Regions from separate parts of the Mus musculus genome. Here regions 1, 2, 3, 4, 5 and 7 are each linked to region 6. A link is a contact called in ENCODE Hi-C data. All regions are on one chromosome and are shown on one strand. Each heading gives the region's core, a stretch centred on a gene start or an enhancer-like site at or near the end of the contact. The rest is flanking DNA. Distances are from core to core; before and after follow the strand shown. Region 1 overlaps Myt1l (myelin transcription factor 1-like). Region 2 overlaps Myt1l (myelin transcription factor 1-like). Region 3 overlaps Myt1l (myelin transcription factor 1-like). Region 4 overlaps Atxn7l1 (ataxin 7-like 1). Region 5 has its middle 9.8 kb from the start of Gm17746. Region 6 overlaps Spata7 (spermatogenesis associated 7). Region 7 has its middle 22 kb from the start of Gm32084.

Region 1 (2,700 bases), core at 170-2,669, about 69 Mb before region 6:
ATGACAGGGTAACTTTCGCTAGAAAGACCCTTTAGCCCTACCTTTAGACACATGAGTGGGAAATGCATGTTAGAGGGGGAAATTATCTGAAATAGCCCTATGAATGCTGGAAACCACTATTCATTTAAGAGGAAAAGAGTAAAGAGGAGAGATGGGGGCTGGCACGGGCTTCTGAAACCTCAAAGCTTATCTCCCCCACTCCCCCAGTGATATAGCTCCTCCAAGACCACACCTCCTCCAACAAGACCACACCTCCTAATCCTTCTCAAGCAGTGCCACTCTCGGGTGACTTCAAATATGGGAGCCTGTGGGGCCATTCTTACTCAAACCACCACGGGTGGAAACATTAATTTGACAGAAAAAATGCTAGAGGGTTGACCAGGATGTACAGGGGAGGAAACCATATGGCATCAAGAGATCCCCCAGTAGGACGAAAAGAATCATGTTCATTCAGTGGAGAAGTCCCACTAACACTGCTGCCCTGCTCAGTGTCTCTTCATAGGCCCTGCCTGTAGATGAGAGGTGAGAGCCTGGAACTTAAACCAAGTGCAGGTAAAGGATAACAAGCAAAGGAGTCAAGTAGAGAGTCAGGGGAACACTCAGGAGACAGGAGCTCAGTGTATGGGGCACACGCAAGTCTCCAGCTCTCCCAGACTTCTTAGAACAGTGTGTCTTACCCTGTGGGTCGAGACCCTTTTGGAGATCAAATGAGCCTTTCACAGGGTTGCCTAAGGCCATCAGGAAACAAAGATATTTGCATGATGATTCATAACAGTACTAAAATTACAGCTGTGAAGTAGCCACAGGGATAACTTGATTGGGATCACCACACGTGAGGAACTGTATTATAGGTTACAGTGTTAGGGAAGGTGAGAACCACCATCTTAGGAAAAGGAAGCTGAACCAAGAGACCAGTCAGAGCTCTACCTGCATACATTTACTACTCACCTGCAGGGACCCAGAGCGCCTGTCACGGCAGACTGTAACACCACAAAGAGAAATTAACATCATCAATGTTAAAGAACTAACATTATTCCCCACAGGACACAGGGGCAGATGGGGCAAATGAGAGCATCCAGACCCGAGAGCCTTCAATGACGAGAGAGCAAGCAGTCAGTCAGAATACCTCCATGGTCGCTGTAGCTAGTACCATGTGTTCAAATATAAAGAATCAAAGACACAAATTCAGGTCCCCAAGGTGCAGCCTCTGCTTGAGCAGAAAGCTTCTGTCCTTGTCCCCTCAGCCGGTGTGCACGCTCCCAACAGCCAACCTCATGTTACATGTCACCCATATGTGTGATTTCAGATCACCACAATGGAGAGCAACCTGAAGACGATTGAGGAGGAGAACAAAGTCATTGAACAGCAGAATGAGTCGCTCTTGCACGAGTTGGCCAACCTGAGCCAGTCCCTGATCCACAGCCTCGCCAACATCCAGCTGCCTCACATGGTAAGTCACTAGGCGTAGGTGAGCGCCTCGGAGCCTCCGCAGTCCACCTCACTGAGTAGATGTCTGTGTCATTGTCTGTGGTCCTTCAGCTTTTGGTTGTTTTTGGTCACCACCCTGAAACCATACCGTTAACCACTAGAAACATTGGTGGGGCTGATCGCATAACGTTAAGTGTGCTCTGAGTAGGCCTGTTAAGTATTATGGAAACAGTGGCTCTATGCTATGATACTGTTTTATGCTTTTGTGAATATACTATTCAGAAAATGAAAGTTGTATATGAACTACTATTTAATATCTCGTAGGATCCAATCAATGAACAAAATTTTGATGCTTACGTGACTACTTTGACGGAAATGTATACAAATCAAGATCGTTATCAGAGTCCAGAAAATAAAGCCCTACTGGAAAATATAAAGCAGGCTGTGAGAGGAATTCAGGTCTGAACAGCTGCTCTAGTGGTGACTCATGCTTAAAAAGGATGCCTCTTGTTTCTTGCTGCTGTAACTTACCAGAAAGTGTTATATATTTATTTCTGTCGGAACAGTGTTATGCTACAAGACTTCATAATGGTTTTGTGTGCTCTCGAGAGAGTACCTGCAGACTAGTTTTGGATACATTCACATTTTGTACGTTTTCATATAAGCTGACATAGTGTGATTTGCCATGTAATGTTTATAGCTGCTGCTGTCTGCACATTTGGGGGTCTCTATATTTCTGAAGAGGTAAGCTGATGAAAATAAATAGAGTGTAAATTCTTTTTAATGCTTTAGTGATTAAATGTTTTAGTATTTTGAACTGAAATGGACAAAAAAAGAAAAAGGAAAAAAAAAGCAGGTTTGAACGATCACTTTGTGGCCTCCTGGCCACTTTTAGACATTATCATTTTGCCTCAGGTTGGAGGACTTTGTGGAATTTAAGAAATACATTTTGTGTGCATATTGTTTCATAGCAAGAATTGGTTGCAAAAAAATGCTTTATTTTTGAACAATGCTTGGAAATATTATGTGACTTTTTTGTTTGTTTGTTTTAGGAGGATGGTGTATGGTGGGGGCAATAAATGAGGTTTTTTGCATTCCAAGGAAATGGCATATGGATTAACTATAAGAAATGAAATAAGTAATTTATTGTAAGACAACATCAAGCCATGGAAACTTGGCAGAAGATTCAAAGCAGCTTAAACAGCACTTTTAATTAACTCCTAAACATTACATGGTGGGACTGTGGAGACTCCGTTAAGACAGGAGCTTGTC
Region 2 (2,700 bases), core at 72-2,571, about 69 Mb before region 6:
CTTCCTCCCTTAAGTTGTTTCTCTGCAGGTATTTGGTCATAGCCATATTAAACATAGCTAATAAAACTCCCTCTCCAAAATGGTTTAAATTTATTTCTCAAGACAGTGAGGGTTGTTGCTTTCTTGGCTTGGAATCATAGAAGCCCTAAGGACCCAGCTAGCCCAATCTACAACCCTGCTACATCCACTGCTTCCTGAAAAGGACCACACTGAAACAGTAGAACTACTGGCAAGGCAGAGTCTTGAGGAACGTGTACAGGGAGGGGGTAACACATATTTCCCCACCAACCTCTTCAGCATTGTTTCATCTGAAATATCTTCCCTAGCATAATGACCAGCCCAGACACATGTGGTGAACCTAAATATGATCTCTCAAACATTTCAATGTCTGCCCCACTATAAACACATTGCCTGAGATACTTGTGTGAATCTTGGGATTCAGGCCACGGGGCTCTGCCTTTTAGTGTGTGGGTCTGCAGACCCTCAGCGGGGCCTCTTGCTTTTATTTCTTCAGAGCAGGAAAGCCAAGACAACTGTGAAATTACAAACCCATCCAACACTATTATTTTTAATTGAAATGGCCTAGGAAAGTGCCACACATGTGAGTTATGTTCTCTTTACTTTCTACACACACAATTCCCATTTGCTGGAAAGAGAAAGACAAGTGTGCATTAAGGAGACAGATATGTCCCTGCATGTCACAATTGCAGCTTTTGACCTGATATATATGGGCAAGTTGCCATTTAGAACTTACAGAAGAGATTTTCATAGCAAATTGAGTTCACATCTCATCACATAAAAGAAGCACCGGTTTAGGCAGGATCTTCATGCTTGTCTGTGAGTTTATCTTCTCTGCCCCTCCAGCTCTGACATGGCCTCGTGCAAAGGAAACATGCACGCAAAAACCTCTGCACAATGAGAATATTTCTCAGCAGTGACTGTCACTCCTCTTGTCCCAAATCCTATTCTTTCCTTTCAAACACTGCAGTTTTATGTATGTGAATGGGCACTTTGCCTGCATGCATATCTGAAGAAGCGGGGGAGAAGGCATTAGATCTCCTGGAACTGGAGTTGCAGGCATTTGTGGTCATGTGAGTTGCAGGAATCAAATCCAAGTCCTTTGCGAAAACAGTCAGTGCTCTCAGGAGACCACTGAACGATCTCTTCAGACCCCCAATACTATTTGATTGGGCAAAATGCTGTTGTATTGGTGCCACAAATGACTGTGAGTTCTAGGTCCTCTTTGCAGCCCACTGTGGGCTTCTATTCCACAGAGTGTGACTAAGAATGATCTGTTCTAGTCTGTGTTCATGTCTCTTCTGCACACCTGCTGTGGCTGGTCCTGCTTTCTTCTTAAGCACCCTCCTCCCACACCCCCTCACAAGGCAAGTTGGATTCTGCTTGTTCATTTATGCCTACCTGAGACAACCACTTTTCTCTTTATACATCATGGCTATATCAGTATATCCAGGCTCTGAAGTCATCCCCCGCTCACTCCAGGGCCATGGGTCATAGACCACCTTCAGAAGCCACAACAAACAACTCAGAGATGCAAGGAAGGACCATAAAGCTGTTGAGGCCCACCAGTATTTCCTCCATTGCATGGCAGATAAGAGGGCCCCATCTCCTGTAGTTCCAGTGGCACTGACCTCTGTGAGGGAGCTACCACTGTCTTGGGTCCCCTTTCTGTCCCCATCTTGTTTGGCTTTTAGGAGTGGATGTTAGCAAGCAGCTGTTCCTATACTCCACATCACCTTACCCAGCTGTTTTTCCTTGGCTTTGATTTCCCCAATTTTATCAGTGTATATTCATCATACACATTAATGCATTATACTGTGGCATTTTTCCTTCAAATAGATCAAACACTTTGACTGTATTCATTCTCCATTTTCTTCTATCCCATTTAATGCCAGGCCCTTTTCTACTCTTTCATAGACTGCATTCTGTTTCCTTGGTGCACGCATGTACACATACAATCATGTGCATGTATACACACAGGTTCAATATAAGACAATATAGTACTTCTCTGAGTGGTTTGTTTGTTTGATTGTTTGTATGTTTAGTGCGGGAGTGTCTTAATATAACAAATGAGCTTAGGTTCCATCCAGGAGTAAATAGCATGATGTCCATTTTTTTGCTGAATTAAAATCCACTGTGTATATACTGTGCTCAGTTTAGCCACCAACCTGTTGATAGACACTAGGCTGGTAACATGGATTAGTTGACAGGAATAGTGACACCGATGGCAAGTGTGTCACCATGTTTGTGCTGTGCTGACTCAAAATCCTTTGGGGGTACAGATAGACCACAGAGTGCTTTTTCCACTGTGGATGCATGAGACAACCCTCCCACCATCAGTGTGAAGGTTTCCTCCCAATTCCCCCTTCCCCCCATTCTCTCCCCCTCACCTCACCCCCAACCCGCGCCAGTTCTCACCAACATGTGTTGTTGTTTAGCAACTGGTAGCCATCTGACTGCAGTAAGAGGCAATTCAGTTATTGTTTTGATTCACACTTCCCTAATGTCTAAGTTGGAAGCTTTTTCGATTCTTTAACTTTGTTTTTGCATGTTTGGTCATTTATATTTTAGTCTTCTAAGAAGTAGGCAAGGGCTTTCTGGAGAGAACTCCACCAGCTCAGGAAATATCTCGAGAACTAACAATTAGGGTTGCAGCTAGTAAGTAAACTTCTGCACGATTTC
Region 3 (2,700 bases), core at 24-2,523, about 69 Mb before region 6:
ACAGTAAGTTGTGAAAGCAGTCCACAGTTTAATATTTAGAATTAAATATTATGGTCAGAGTAAGGATTATAATATGCATTTAGGGATGTTTTACATCGATTCCTATATTGTGTTAACAAAAAGATAAACTGCTGGTAGGTATTTGTTTCTGTTGTAACTCATAGCAACCCATGATCTCTGGTAGACCTGTGTCCAACTACACAATTAAGAAGTAAATTGAAAGCTAAGCTAGTACAACATATAAAGTAAATAGAAGCATAGTTTGTCAGACATGCAGGCTGTGCCATGGTCCATACAGTACTAAACTCAAGATGAGTCTCCTGGCAGCCAGGACAAAATGAAAAAGATGAATGAAAGACTCCCAGGTGTCTAACAGAAGCATTGCATTGGTTCCTCTGAGCGACATCCTCTTGGCACTGAACACCAGTGATATCTGAGCATTGGATTGCTGACAACAGGGATCCAAGCCCAGCTGCCATTTTAATGCCCCTGTCAGGTAATTTGGGCTTGGCTTCTCAGAACACTCACATAGAACATACAATGGCCTTCACAACTGTCACTAGACTGTTCACCCAAGTCTTCCCTTTGTCCTGTATGTGTTTTCATGTCACTAGTTGTGAATATGACAAAGTCATGTGTGCAAGGATGGGACCTAACACAGTATGCTTTGAGGGTTGGAAGCAGTTCTTATATCCTGAACCTCTGGCCTATTCTACACACAGTGAAGATGGCCTCCCTTTGTCACCTACACTGTCTCACTGTGTGTAGCTCTCTGTGTGCAGCTACCCTGCTTCTGTAAGACTATAAGACTCATCCTACTTTGTGCCAAGAGAAAGCCAAAGACACTTGAGAATCCCAAATGTATGGTGCAATTGGAGTTTCACTTTTTAGACATGTACAGAAAACCTCAGTCATTCTGAGTTCCTGAAGTCTTAGGTCCCAGAGCCTGGGTACCACTGCACTTTCTACCCAATGTGCCCAAGCTGGCTTGTAGGACCTGCAGGCATTTAAAGTGACAAAGACTAGGTCTTCCTTGCATGCCAGAGTATGGGAAATGGGACATTTGTAATTCACCAGTGTGACGTTCAGCAAGTTGCTCTGTGGCTTCCTCCTGACCTCACCAAGCAGGTGAGGGCCCAAGGTTTAGCATCTCAGCAAGTGGCTCTTTGTTAGCAACTCTGCAAGTGTAGATGGCCCTTCATAGGCTTCAGAAGACCCTAGCATTGCACAGGCACAGGGTGGAACCTGTCTCTGGACATTTCAGGTGTCCTTCCGAAAGCTGAAAGCTGGTTCTTTCTGGCTGGATGGCAAACAAGTGAAAGAAACAATTGCCAGCCTTGACGGTGTGGGTGTGGCCCAAATGCCTCATCAGCAAACGCCATCATTCATCTGGAGTGTTTATGAACCATCCCTGAGACATGAGCTATGAAGCCAAATGTCCAAAAGTTCCCACAGAAATCTATTTTCATCCTTAAAAATCCCTGCTACTTTATTTTTATTAACATTGTTTTAATTTTCCCAACAAAATTTTGAAATAATATTTAATACAGGTTGGTTTAAATACTATGTAAGAACTGGAATTTAACTTTATTCACAAAAACGTTATGTGTATATTCTTGAAATGAATTAGATTTGCTTGTGCATAACTGATTTCTATAAAAGCTTCCCACATCCCCAGGGGTGGAGAATAAGGGGCTCACGGCCTGGACATATTTGCTACCTGTGTGTTTCATGAGCCTTCTGGACTGATTTGAGAGTTAACCAATTTCATTTACACTGAACTCTTTACTGAGATATTGTTTACATGAGTCATTAGTGAAGCATGGGTTCTTGCTTAACTAATACGTTAAGCATAACTTAGGCTTGCCGTCTCTGAGCACTTCACAAGCACCCTGAAGTTAGGGGATGAGAACAGCTATATCTCAGCCCTCACCAATTTAGCAAACACTGAGCTAAATCTTTCAGTTCCCATTTTTAAATTTACAAGCTTCAAATGGTAGCTTTTCTTTTTTTTTATTAGGAAATTACTGGATCCTCGCTAGCTTGTTGTGCGTACTCCTTGTTCAAATTCTCTTCCATTTCATGCACCTTTCCACCCACCAGCGTGATTGCCAGGGCAGCCGGTGGGTGAATAATTGCCTGTCTACACAGGAGCTTGCTTGGGAGCTAAAGTGGAGGGCTGGCTTCCTGATGTATGCACGCCTCATTTGGATTCTGCCAACAGCCTCGGGGTGATATTATTCATGCCTTGACAGAGAGCACTCACTAAAAGCTTTGGAACCCAGCCAGGTACTGGCTGAGAGATAGGGGAGCAGTGCAGCTTGCAACTGAGAGGAGCATCCATAATCCAAAAAAAAGGGGGGGGGGGAAGAAAGAAAAGGGAGAAGGAACAGAGAGAGCCCCTATGCCATCCTCTTTGCTTTCCCTGGCTTCATGTAGATAGAAATTTCATTTGCATTGAAATAAAACACCCTAAAAATAATTGCATTTTTTCCCAACCACGCTTGAAAGTTTAACACAATTTTCCACGTTTAATTGCAAAGCTGATTTTAATTAGTAAGGCCCCGCATGTGAAAAATGAAGATCCACTTGGGTGCATGGATACATTGCAGCGTCTGCCGGATGTTCTAATTAACGACGGGGCTGCCTTGCAGCAGGGCGCGCCATGGGATGTTTATAAGGGATTCAGAGCACACAGCC
Region 4 (2,768 bases), core at 260-2,759, about 66 Mb before region 6:
TCCCCTTCCCTCCCCTCCCCTCCCCTCCCCTCCCCTCCCCTCCCCTCCCCTCCCCTCCCCTCCCCTCTCCTCCCCTCCCCTCTCTCTTATTTATATATATATATATATATACACACACACATGCACACACTTAAAGAGTTTTACAATTACCCGACTGCTACCAGTGTTATTATAAGGAACCTATTCTAAAATATTGCTAATTACAAATTTTACTGATAAAATGATGCAGAGTATACAATTTATGAATAATAAAATATCTTAAAGTTTTATCCCATCCAGTGGTTTGTTTCTGAATTCTCATCCCTGCATGTCAAGCTCTCAGTGTAGAATCCAAGCTGAGGTTAGTTACTGTCCTCTTAACAAGTGCACAGTACACGTACAGTGTGAACAACTTGGACAGTAGTCAGCAACACAGCCCACTGGCACTATCTTACCTGAAACCTGTTTTTATACATGGAAGTTATCGTACATCTTTGGATATAGGTAGTTGTTGGGCTGCTTGCTTAGCATGCAGAGATCCCTAGGTTAAGTCGCCAGCAAAGAATAAAAAAACCAGGCATGGTGGCACATACCTGAAATTCTAGCACTTGGGAGGCAGAGAGGCAGAGAGGCAGAGGCAGAGGAGGATCATAAGTTCAAGGCTAGCCTGGGCTACGTATTAAGTTTGAGGCCAGCCTGGGCAGCTATATGAGGCTGTGTCAAGAAGGGGAGGGGTTACTGCAGTAGAGCCCTGCTTGTTCATTTAGGTATCGTCTGGGATTGCTTTCTTGCTGCTATGGCTGAGTGAGGTAGAAAAGACAAGAATCTTATGGCCCCAAAGCTTAAAAAATATAAATAACACTCCCTGTTTCTAGAAAGTTACTAATCCCTGCCCAACACATTTGTAGCAGTGCAGTACACCCAGATAATTAAGTTATACATTGTGATTTTTTAAATATATCAAATTGTAAGCTTATATCATATAACCTTTAATTACTTAATGTAGCACTGCAGTGCACAGAGATTCTAAGCCAAAACAAATGAAGCCGTCACTATTAGGCAGCTGACAGTACCAGATTGGAGGGGCAGCCACAATAAAAAAGATTTTCATTACTTCAAATTGTGGTCTCATTGTCCATAGAAATCAGAAGAAAGCAATTTTGAGGTTAGTTTTCATATGATTCTTTTTCCCTCTTAGGGTCTGGGGTTTGTTTTGTTTTTCTTTTTTCTTTTTCAAAGGAGTTTCCCCCAGAACTAATTTAAAAGCTCAATACAGCAGGCTTTTCTTACCAAATTTTGTGAGCATCTGTCTCGAGCCTGTTTAGCCCCTGACAGACGCCCAGCCTCTCTCAGAATTCCCACAGATGTTCTGCATCCAGAGAAAGGCCCACTTCCCGGTGCTGGCCCAGAGCTGGAGAAGAGGTGGGCCCACCAGTTGCGTTTCGCTGGGGTTTTCCTTGCCGCCATTTCCTGCCGGTTGCCTCTGAATGGATTACAGATGGTCAGAAAAAGACTTCTTGGCACGGGAAGAGAGGACCAGTCTCCAGTGCTTTGTGGGAGAGGATTTATAACAGGATGGCAGTTTATGCCCACTGAGAATGGGCCTGGCTGCCGCAGGCCTGTGGGAGAATCTGGCTGCCTGTGGGCAGTGGGCCGCAGGAGGACAGCCATGGTGATCCGTCAGTGTCGCTCTAACTCAGTGTACCCAGGCTTCTTCAGCTCGGAAGAAGATAAGCCTGCGGACGGCATCCTGAGGGAAGGTTTTGGTGTAGACAGTCCGCTGTTTTTTTCTTTGTTTGTTTTTCCCAAGGAGAGGTGCAGATAGTGTTGCAATTTTTCCTTGTCTTACTTTCTCCTTCCTTTGCCACAGTGTAATCGAATGCACTTACCTCCTAAACTTAAAGACATACGCAGCAAAACATCCAGTTAATATTTTCACCATTTTAAAGCATATGGTTCAGCGACACCAAATGCGTATACAGAGTTGTATGATCCTCATCTCCATCCATCCAATTCGAGAACTCTGCACAGTCCGAAACAGAAACTCTGTCCATTAACTAACAACACCCCCTGCCTCCCTCCTCCCAGAACTGATTTTTGTGTCTGAGTTGGCTTGTTCCAGGCCCCTCGTAGAAAGAGAATCAGTCATTTGGCATGTATTCTCATGACAAGCTTGTTTCACCGAGGTTGAGGAGAATGTTGGAACTTTCTTCCTTTTTATTTTTTTATAAGATTTATTTATTATTGTACATAAGTACACTGTCTTCAGACGCACCAGAAGAGGGTGTCAGATCACATTACGGGTGTTGTGAGCCACCATGTGGTTGCTGGGATTTGAACTCAGGACCTTCAGAAGAGCAGTCAGTGCTCTTACCCTATGAGCCATCTTGCCAGCTTCCCCCTTTTATTTTTTTTAATAACGTATTTTTACTTTATGTGCATGCGAATTGGTGTTTGAAGGTGTCAGATTCCCTGGATCTGGGGTTGCAGACAGTATGAGCTGCCATGTGGTTGCTGGGAATTGAACTCAGGACCTCTGGAAGAGCAGCCAGTGCTCTTAACACTGAGCTATCTCTTGAGCCCACTTTCTTCCTTCTATTGTGGATGCCAACAAGTGCTTGCTGACAGGAGCCTGACATAGCTGTCTCCTGAGAGGCTCCAACAGTGCTTGACAAATTCAGAGGTGGATGCTCTCAGCCAGTCATTGGACTGGACATAGGATCCCCAATGAAGGAGCTAGAGAAAGGACCCAAGGAGTTGAAGTGGTTTACAGCCCCATAGGAGGAACA
Region 5 (2,700 bases), core at 199-2,698, about 74 Mb before region 6:
ACACAAAAGTACACTGTAATGCAGGGGAGTGAACTTCAAGAGACAGGAAGCCAGAGCAGGGGTGTAGCTCAGCCTGGCAAGCATAGGCCTGGAACTGAGGCTTCTGGGTCTCAGTTGCTGGTGTCAGGGGGCAGTTATAGTCACCGTGATTGAGTCTGATGGGGACTAGGAAGATGCCCCTGCTATGTGTTCCTTCCTCACAGTGGCCTTTGGAGGGTGGCACTGTTACCTGCCAGTTTGAGTACCAAGTGAGAGGTTCAAGTGCACAGAAAGGTCAAAGATATGCAGATGGGGCTATGACAAGTCACACCCTCTTGGTCTAATTGCTTGGCTAGGCATTAAGATCGGACCTTCAGACTAGGCCACATCCGAAGGGACTGGTGTACAGAACTGTGCCCCCTGCCCCTGCTAGGGGTGTTTCCCATAGGTGTTCAGTAGCTGATTTGGGGCAGGTAAATGATGACATCAGATTCACCATAGCCCCCTATTTGGGGAGCTCCCTAGAGCCTATGGATAGAATAGCTCACAGGCAGGGACTAAAGCGATGACTAGGGACCCTAGCATCACAGAATAGAGGAGATAAGAGGGAGGGTAGGCCAGGGTACCCTATTAGTTCTAACCTTTGTCTCAGGGGAGACCCTGGGGCTCGATGTGGACTTTAGGAAGATGGGCAGGTATGTTGTAGCCTGCCATTGCTGCTTTATGGCCCCGGACTGAGCTGGCTTTCTACTATACAGTAAAAACAATGATCCTTTGCCTTGTCCTTCTGTGATTTTTGTCTAAGTCCTTCATTGCAGCCCACTAGGCTATAATGGGTCCATTTCAGGGTCAGGAAAGGGAGACACCTTTCTTTCTGAGCCTCTCTCTTATGTTCTGTTTCAGCAGACACCTGTGAACTTAGAATGGATATCCCAGGGTTCCTGGCTTGCTTGGGTTAGTGGGGGACTCTGAAAACAAATCATCCAGATAACACAGAACATGGCAGGCAGGCAGACCAGGGTCCTGTCTCACCTCACAGAAATTCTTCCTCTCAAATTGCCTCCTTTTTTACTTTGTGGACTGCCAGAGACCTGCTGGACAGGCTAGCTCAGTTTTGCAGAGCTTTGCAGTATTTAGTAATGAGTGGAAAGCCATGTTGATGATTAGTGGCCCTTCAGAGATCTTTCTTCAACTCTGATAAGAAGTTTGTGACTTCTTCGCTAAGATTGAAGAAACTTTATTAAAAATGTCCGTACCCCACAAAGGTGCTGTGACTTCAGTCAGGAAGGCTGGGGACAAGACATGTGGCTGCCCTGCCGCTGGCACTGGCTGGCACCGGCCCAGTGTGAGCTCAGCCTGTCCCTTTAATTAAATCCCTGGAGTACTCAAGTCACCTCCTCCCTTTCCTTAGAAATCTTCAATAATACCACTAACGACTACAACCATCTGCACGCGCCTTCCTCTCGGAGCCCCGGGTTACTCAGGCCAGCACGGTCCAGCTTCCCTCAAGCCTGACCTCCTTCACAATCGCGGCCTCCAGCCCAGCGCCGCAGCTTCCTGCAGGATGCACAGGCATCCGCTCCTTCCAGGTTGGCACTCAGTGGCCTGGGCTTTGGGCTGGGCCTGAAGTAAGAGAGGAAACGGGCTTCTCTGAGAGGGATTCCACTCGAGGGATCTTCCAGCTCCTCAGCTCAAGGGTTCAGCTGAGAAGTTTTCATTTTGCAAGAGGTGAAGGGGACAGGTCTGTGGAGATCAAGATAGGAACGAGGGAGCTTTGGGTACTGGGCCGTGGATACTGTCTTTCTTTCATTACTCTCAGAAATAAAACCACATTCAAGGCCTTGGTTCTCCAGCTCAGAGCCACTTGTAATTGCCAGTACCAGCATAGAAAGGACAGATTCCATTGGAGAGATTCCTTTGCTTTTTAAAAAATTAATTAATTCATCTTTAATTAGCTATTTTCTTTATTTACATTTCAAATGTTATCCCCTTTCCTAGTTTCTCCTCCAAAAATCCCCTATCTTCTCCCCTCTCCCTACTCCCCAACCCACCCACTCCCGCTTCCTGGCCCAGGCATTTCCCTATACTGGGCCATAGAACCTTCACAGGACCAAGGGCCTCTCCCATTGTTGACCGACTAGGCCATCCTCAGCTACATATGCAGCTAGAGAGCCATGAGTCTCTCCGAGTGTTTTCTTTGATTGGTGGTTTAGTCCCAGGGAGCTCTATGGGTACTGGTTAGTTCTTATTGCTGTTCCTCCTAGGGGGCTGCAAACCCCTTCAGCTCCTTGCGTACTTTCTCTAGCTCCTTCTTTGGGGACCCTGTGCTATGGATGGCTGTGAGTATCCACTTCTGTATTAGTCAGGCACTGACAGAGCCTCTCAGGAGACAGCTATATCAGGCTCCTGTCAGCAAGCTCTTGTTGGCATCTGTAATAGTGTCTGGATTTGGTGTTTTTTTTTATGGGATGAATCCCCAGGTGGGACAGTTTCTGGATGGTCATTCCTTCAGTCTCTGCTCCAAACTTTGTCTCTGTAACTCCCTCCATGGGTATTTTGTTTCCCCTTCTAAGAAGGATCGAAGTATCCACACTTTGGTCTTCCTTCTTCTTGAGTTTGAGTTTTTCAAATTGTATCTTGGGTATTCTGAACTTCTGGGCTAATATCCACTTACCAGTGAGTGCATATCATGTGTGTTCTTTTGTGATTGAGTTACCTCAC
Region 6 (2,759 bases), core at 45-2,544:
GTCAGGCATGGTGATTCCACCAGAGGTTCTTTTATTGTTGAGACAAAACTAGTAACTTTTAAGAACTGCATAAGGAGTTTTTAAGTTTCAAGGTGAAACAGTTTAGAGAGCCACTTCCCAGCAGCACCAATAGGTGGAACCCTACTGGACTACACATTTTACAGGGTTAAAATGGTAACTTTTATGTTTTTTAATACAACCCCAAAATTTGCATATCATTTACATGTTTCCTTAAATGTTTATATTTCCTCTTTAAGATTTAGCACTGGTTCATAAGACCAAACATAAAACCAGACTGAGAAAGAAACTAAATGGTGCAAGATGGAGTTCTTCACACTGAAAGGTGTTCAACCTTTCAGTTGATCTCATCTAGTTGATGAGAAAATGCGTGTGTTTGTGTGTTTGTGTGTGTGTGTGTGTGTGTGTGTGTGTATTTATACCAAAATAATGTGTGTATGTGTGTGTGTATTTATACCAAAATAATATGTATTATTTAATCCCAGCTTGAGGAAATATATAAGCATATAACAATGTCCGGGTGTGCAATTCCAGAATGTTAGCAGTAGCTGTAGAGTAGGATACAAGTTTCTGGATCTCTAAACATGATAGGACAACCCAGGCCTCCTGGGTTACTGCATGTGTTAACGAGTATGAATGATGGTGGCCAAGGAAATTAGTTGTTTCCAGGAGACTTGTGAATAGTAAGAGTGGTACTGGGCCTGCTGTAGAAAGAATGTATTCCCTGAAGCTGGTCACTTCTCTGAAGGGATCGTGACCTTTGCTTCTCAGGTAAATTTTCTGAAGGGGCTGTAACCTCAGGGGAGAGGAAACTCATCCTAGAGATGTAATCTCTCACCTTTACCATGGCTCTCACTGGTCTTCATACCCTGGCTTTAGCAGGAAGAGAGGGCCAGGCATGGTAGCACACGCCTTTAATCCCAGCAAGGAGGCAGATCTCTGAATGCCAGGGCTGCATAAGAGACCGTGGCTGGGGTGAGTGGAGGCAGACTATTGTATATGTTTAGCATAAAGCCCTGGCATCCACTTGGAGGCTGTTTTGTAGGCTTGGCGTCCATGGAGAGTATTCTTTAGGAGCAAGGTTAACAGCTCTGTGAGAGCATTTTCTGTAGGGTTGGTGAAGGGCGCAGGGAGCTTTTAGTGTCTGTGTGTCTAATGGGGAGAGAGATTTGCAGGCAGTTCTATCCTTCACCTAAAACAGTCACAGAAACATAAGTAGTACGTAATCCTTCTGATAGACTGGCGTCTGTTATCTAACGTAAAAACAAATGCGTAACAGAAGCCAGGCTGCCTGCCAGGTTAGAGCACGTGACAGAGCAGGAAGGATTTGTTTCTAGCTTCACAGGGAAAACCATTCATCTGAAAACTACTTTGCAGCCTTTGTCGGTTTTTATGTTATGTAACTATTTTACATTTAGTAGGTTATCTGAGTTTAAGATACTAATATTTTTCTTTATCATTTGTAGGTTTCTAGAGCGACTGTTTGAGCGACATATAAAGAAAAATAAACATCATTTGGAGGAGGTTGGTCTTTCTTTGGAATTTAATGTTTTTCTATTCTCTAAAAGAATATGTTTTATTTAAAATAGGCACTTTCTGCCTTGTGCTTTTTATGAGGGGAAAGGGGCAGGACTGGGAGAGTGTGATCATGAGACTAGCAGCGCTGCAGATAGAGTTCAGTTTTAATAGTGTAGCGAATGTAACGACCCTCAGAATTGCTTTCCCCCCAATTCTAGGGAAAGATGCGCTACCTGCTGCATGGGCTGAAGGTTGACTTAGGCTGCATATCTGAGGAAGACCCAGCAAAGCAAAAACATTTCAGAATGTTGAATCAACTTCATTTTCAAAAGGCTCTGATTTCAAGAGAAAATGAGTTTGTAAGTGATGAAGAAACAGTGAGTCACCACGAGCGCCAGCAGTACCAGGAGGCCCTGGACATGCTGTCGGCTGTGCCGAAGGACGAAAACAAGATGTTCTCTTTACCGGGCGAATTTTTAATACCCGCCCATAAAGTCAAGCATTCAGAGGGTGTTATAATTCAACAGGTCAATGACGAAACAGATAATGAAGCCTCACCCTGGAATGAAAACAATCCAAGTGTTTCTGATAGTGTAATAGACCAGGAAACCTCTGTGGATGTCATTGAAGGTGACAGTGACTTTGAAAGGGCTGAGACTTCCAGGGAACTCTGTTGTCTGAGCACATCACTGTCCCCATCTGGTCCATTCCCCAGCATCAATGGTGGCAGTAATCATGGTAAGGAATTATCGACTCTACGAATCATGGGAATGAGCATTGAAGACTGACCTCTGGATCTACATTAATAAACACTCCATGTGGCCAGTAACTCAATATTACTTTTCTTCTTTTTTTTTGTCCCCTTTTACATATTAAGATTTCTGTAATTTCAATGCTATGTAATAAATTACCACAATTTTAGTGTCTTGAAACACCACATATTTATTATTGCTCTCATATTGCTATGGTTCAAGAATTGAAACACAGAGTGATGGGGTCAAAAGCTACAGTCCAGGTGGTATTCAGGGCTGTGATGGCATCAGGAGGCTCGACTGGGGGAGAAACTGCTTCCATGCTACAGTTGCCAGCAGAATTCCTTTTCTTGCACCATAGATCTGCGAGTTTCATCTGGTCTTGGCTGGCTGGCGGACAGATGGCTACTTGCCATCTCCTGCCATGTGCATGCTCCCTAAGCAGGTCACAGCTTGGCAAAGGAGAACCAC
Region 7 (2,700 bases), core at 176-2,675, about 69 Mb before region 6:
ACATCTACTGTGTGATCACTGTGTCTATAAAATATACAAACAATTGAGGTAGACCCTTTTTCATTTCTTAAGGCAGGGAGGGCTTCACTAAATGGCCAAGGCTGCCTTCAAATTTGTGCTCTTCCTGCTTCAGCATTCTGAGTCCTGGAATTAGGCATCACCATGCCTGGTTTCAAAATTTAAGAAACCAGGAGAAAATATTTTTCCAAGTTTAATAGAACAATGAATATCCAACAAAGTCAAAGTCTTCTTATGGACAAAATCATAGCCTGTTTAATATAAATTATGTTTAAGGTTCAATATTGTTGGACAGCACAATATTAGCAGAATGACACACATACCAACAAAGAGTCCTCAGCAGATGGACATTGTCATGGATGCTCCAGGGAAGGCATCACATAGTGGCTGAAATCAGCAGCAGGGGAAGGTGATAGCTAGAGTTTTCTACAACTTGGGATACTTGGACTGGAAAGTAGACACACATGTGTGGAAAGGACAGATGGCTGCAGGAGGAGGGTGAGCTATGAGATGGCGTGAGGATGCAGGGTGCCTAAGACCTTGAGTCTCCATCTCCTGCTAACCCCTGTAGCTTTCATTAACATCCCAGCAAGAGGCTTTTGAAGTCGGTGTATGCATACCTCTCCAGATCATTGCTCTCCTTTGTCATCCTCTCTTTTGCTGGGTACACCCTCTCTGTGGTGTCTAATACAGCTCTTTGAGGTGTCCTGGCCACTGGCATGATTTTCTCCTCATCAAATACCTATCCTCCCTGCAGACCATAGTGAACCATAGGTGGGGTCAGATGTTATCATCTCTGAATCTCCTCAGTAGTATGCATAAAGCTGCCCTGGAAACCCTTTGTAAATGGAAGATGAAGCCCACATTTGGAAGTCAAGGTTAGCACATACGCCAGTAGATATTCAGGTACATAGTGTTAGGCAGATCTTCCTGGTCCCACTGTGATGTGGAGGCATCTGGGAGATTCAAAGGTGAAGGGATGCAGCTGGAATCTAGGGAAGAGATTCACAGAGACAGACAATAGGAGCAGATCTGACCCAGGGCTGCAGTTGACTGATATTTTATGGTCCCTTCACACTAAACACTGAATAATTTAAAACAGCAGAGATAGCCACATGAGTTCTGTGTGTCCTAAGTTTTAAGTCAATGGGGGTTCAGAGGAATTCATTATTCTCTTAGTGACTGTGGTTAAACAAGCCACCAGTCTCTGGATCTACAGCTCCATACCTATGCTGCCTTCTAGACACACTGATGTGGGACGTGAAGCCTTTGGTGGCTGTTTTAGTTTTCTCCCCTTTTGCTGTGATAAAATAGCCTGACAATAGCATCTTATGGAAGGAAGGGTTTATTTTTGTCCATTGTTCACAGTTCATCATGGTAGGGAAGGCTAGGGAGTAGGAGCCTGAAGTAGCTTGATAGCTAGCTACCGGGAGGTGGAGCAGCTTCTTTGACACACATACCTACTGACATGATGCTATGCTCCAATGCATATTCAAAGCAGTCCCAGATTGTATCCTGTGAAACTGTGAACCAAAGTAATAGTCTGACTCTGGGATGCTTACATTTAGCATTTTGGTTATAGCTGGGCAAAAGCCACTACCCTTCCCTTCCTGTACTGGAATTCTGGTAGGACATATACATCTTCCCCAAACCAAAGCCTGTTTCTGTGTGCAGCCGCCTCCTTGTTGACTCTAAAGTTGGAGCTGAAGAACTGCCACATATCTACCTAACAGGGAAGCGTCTTCCCTCTCCACTGTATATGCCAAGCCTCAAATTTGCTCCAGATCCCAGTTTTAAATGAACAATTTATTGCAAGAGAAACATTTTTTTCTTGGTGGTAAATATATGTTGTTTAAGTTTTCTAGCTGCTACTCTGGTGGAAATGTAAGAGGTAGGAACCAATAAAATATCCATCCTTCACTCAGCCAAAATCCTGTGGAATTTATTTTGCCACTTCCAAATATAAAATATATTTTTTTGAAGTCAAGTGTTCACTAAAGCTGTCTCCACTGCCTCCCCGTGCTCTGTTCTTTTCATACTGCTGTCATACTGCCAAGGCTGTTGGGGGATTTATTTTTAAATTTAGAGATATGAATTTGGCTTTACACTCACTTTCAGAACCAGTTAAGTTTCTTCAGTTTTTAGAATGATGCTGTTCTGTCAAGGGATGCGGTTTTCCTGTTAGATGTTTGTACTGTTGGATTAGTCAGGGTTCTCTGGAGGGACAGAAATAATAGAACGAGTGCATATTACAAATGGGATTTATTAGCTTGACTTACACAAGGGCGGGGTAGGTCAACAATGACAACCTGCATGCTGGAGAAGCTGAGAACCCAGGAGCTACTCAGTCCAGACTCTCATGATCTTTCTGCCTCAACAGTCCTAATCTGGTCCTGGAGGACTGGAAGATTCTAGAGAGCTGCTGGTCTTCAGTCCATGGTGGAGTGCTGAGGAAGATGGGTCTTGATGATAGCAAATTCTGGCAGCAACAGTGCAGAACTGATTCCCCAGAGTTCCCTGTCAGGATTAAGGGTTCAAATAGGTTTCATTTGGCTTGTCCTTTTCTGTGTTTCTGGTCTTTGTTGACTGGAGACAAATGTTTCCTCCATGATCCAGTCAGAAGTACCTGGACTTAGCTGCAGACAGATTGGAAGTACTCTGGGAAATGGGGCCTATTGTCCT

Evidence for each region. A loop is a pair of places that touch in the nucleus more often than their neighbours do.
Region 1: a loop to region 6 is called in a map of T-helper 2 cell, with 14 times the contacts of the local background. The contact joins two enhancer-like sites. A Hi-C loop is called at or near these places in 2 of 37 maps with a recorded cell type or tissue (T-helper 1 cell and T-helper 2 cell).
Region 2: a loop to region 6 is called in a map of T-helper 1 cell, with 15 times the contacts of the local background. The contact joins two enhancer-like sites. A Hi-C loop is called at or near these places in 2 of 37 maps with a recorded cell type or tissue (T-helper 1 cell and T-helper 2 cell).
Region 3: a loop to region 6 is called in a map of regulatory T cell, with 27 times the contacts of the local background. The contact joins two enhancer-like sites. A Hi-C loop is called at or near these places in 2 of 37 maps with a recorded cell type or tissue (T-helper 2 cell and regulatory T cell).
Region 4: a loop to region 6 is called in a map of T-helper 2 cell, with 10 times the contacts of the local background. The contact joins two enhancer-like sites. A Hi-C loop is called at or near these places in 3 of 37 maps with a recorded cell type or tissue (T-helper 17 cell and T-helper 2 cell).
Region 5: a loop to region 6 is called in a map of T-helper 2 cell, with 13 times the contacts of the local background. The contact joins two enhancer-like sites. A Hi-C loop is called at or near these places in 2 of 37 maps with a recorded cell type or tissue (T-helper 17 cell and T-helper 2 cell).
Region 7: a map of regulatory T cell shows a loop between it and region 6 (21-fold over the local background). The contact joins two enhancer-like sites. A Hi-C loop is called at or near these places in 2 of 37 maps with a recorded cell type or tissue (T-helper 17 cell and regulatory T cell).

What each region holds. Positions count from the first base shown.
Region 1 is chr12:29,918,589-29,921,288 of GRCm38, forward strand. It overlaps Myt1l (myelin transcription factor 1-like), which reads left to right. Exons shown (of 25, transcript NM_001093775.1): 24 at 1,307-1,450; 25 at 1,753-2,700. The coding sequence ends at 1,893. Among named protein-coding and RNA genes, the nearest start is that of Gm46346, 4.6 kb to the left of the region's middle. Within about 2 kb of position 1,420, at least 1 of the 3 ENCODE cell types and tissues checked has a DNase peak (open chromatin) inside an H3K27ac peak, as active enhancers do.
Region 2 is chr12:29,600,446-29,603,145 of GRCm38, forward strand. All of the region lies in intron 2 of Myt1l (myelin transcription factor 1-like), which reads left to right. Among named protein-coding and RNA genes, the nearest start is that of Gm20208, 71 kb to the left of the region's middle. Within about 2 kb of position 1,322, at least 1 of the 3 ENCODE cell types and tissues checked has a DNase peak (open chromatin) inside an H3K27ac peak, as active enhancers do.
Region 3 is chr12:29,787,296-29,789,995 of GRCm38, forward strand. All of the region lies in intron 8 of Myt1l (myelin transcription factor 1-like), which reads left to right. Among named protein-coding and RNA genes, the nearest start is that of C630031E19Rik, 100 kb to the left of the region's middle. Within about 2 kb of position 1,274, at least 1 of the 3 ENCODE cell types and tissues checked has a DNase peak (open chromatin) inside an H3K27ac peak, as active enhancers do.
Region 4 is chr12:33,161,257-33,164,024 of GRCm38, forward strand. The region is part of intron 2 of Atxn7l1 (ataxin 7-like 1); the gene reads left to right. Among named protein-coding and RNA genes, the nearest start is that of F730043M19Rik, 15 kb to the left of the region's middle. Within about 2 kb of position 1,510, at least 2 of the 3 ENCODE cell types and tissues checked have a DNase peak (open chromatin) inside an H3K27ac peak, as active enhancers do.
Region 5 is chr12:25,118,016-25,120,715 of GRCm38, forward strand. No RefSeq gene overlaps it. Among named protein-coding and RNA genes, the nearest start is that of Gm17746, 9.8 kb to the right of the region's middle. Within about 2 kb of position 1,449, at least 2 of the 3 ENCODE cell types and tissues checked have a DNase peak (open chromatin) inside an H3K27ac peak, as active enhancers do.
Region 6 is chr12:98,667,348-98,670,106 of GRCm38, forward strand. Spata7 (spermatogenesis associated 7) reads left to right here. Exons shown (of 11, transcript NM_001289572.1): 10 at 1,485-1,542; 11 at 1,755-2,472. The coding sequence ends at 2,324. Among named protein-coding and RNA genes, the nearest start is that of Spata7, 41 kb to the left of the region's middle. Within about 2 kb of position 1,295, at least 1 of the 3 ENCODE cell types and tissues checked has a DNase peak (open chromatin) inside an H3K27ac peak, as active enhancers do.
Region 7 is chr12:30,166,625-30,169,324 of GRCm38, forward strand. No RefSeq gene overlaps it. Among named protein-coding and RNA genes, the nearest start is that of Gm32084, 22 kb to the left of the region's middle. Within about 2 kb of position 1,426, at least 1 of the 3 ENCODE cell types and tissues checked has a DNase peak (open chromatin) inside an H3K27ac peak, as active enhancers do.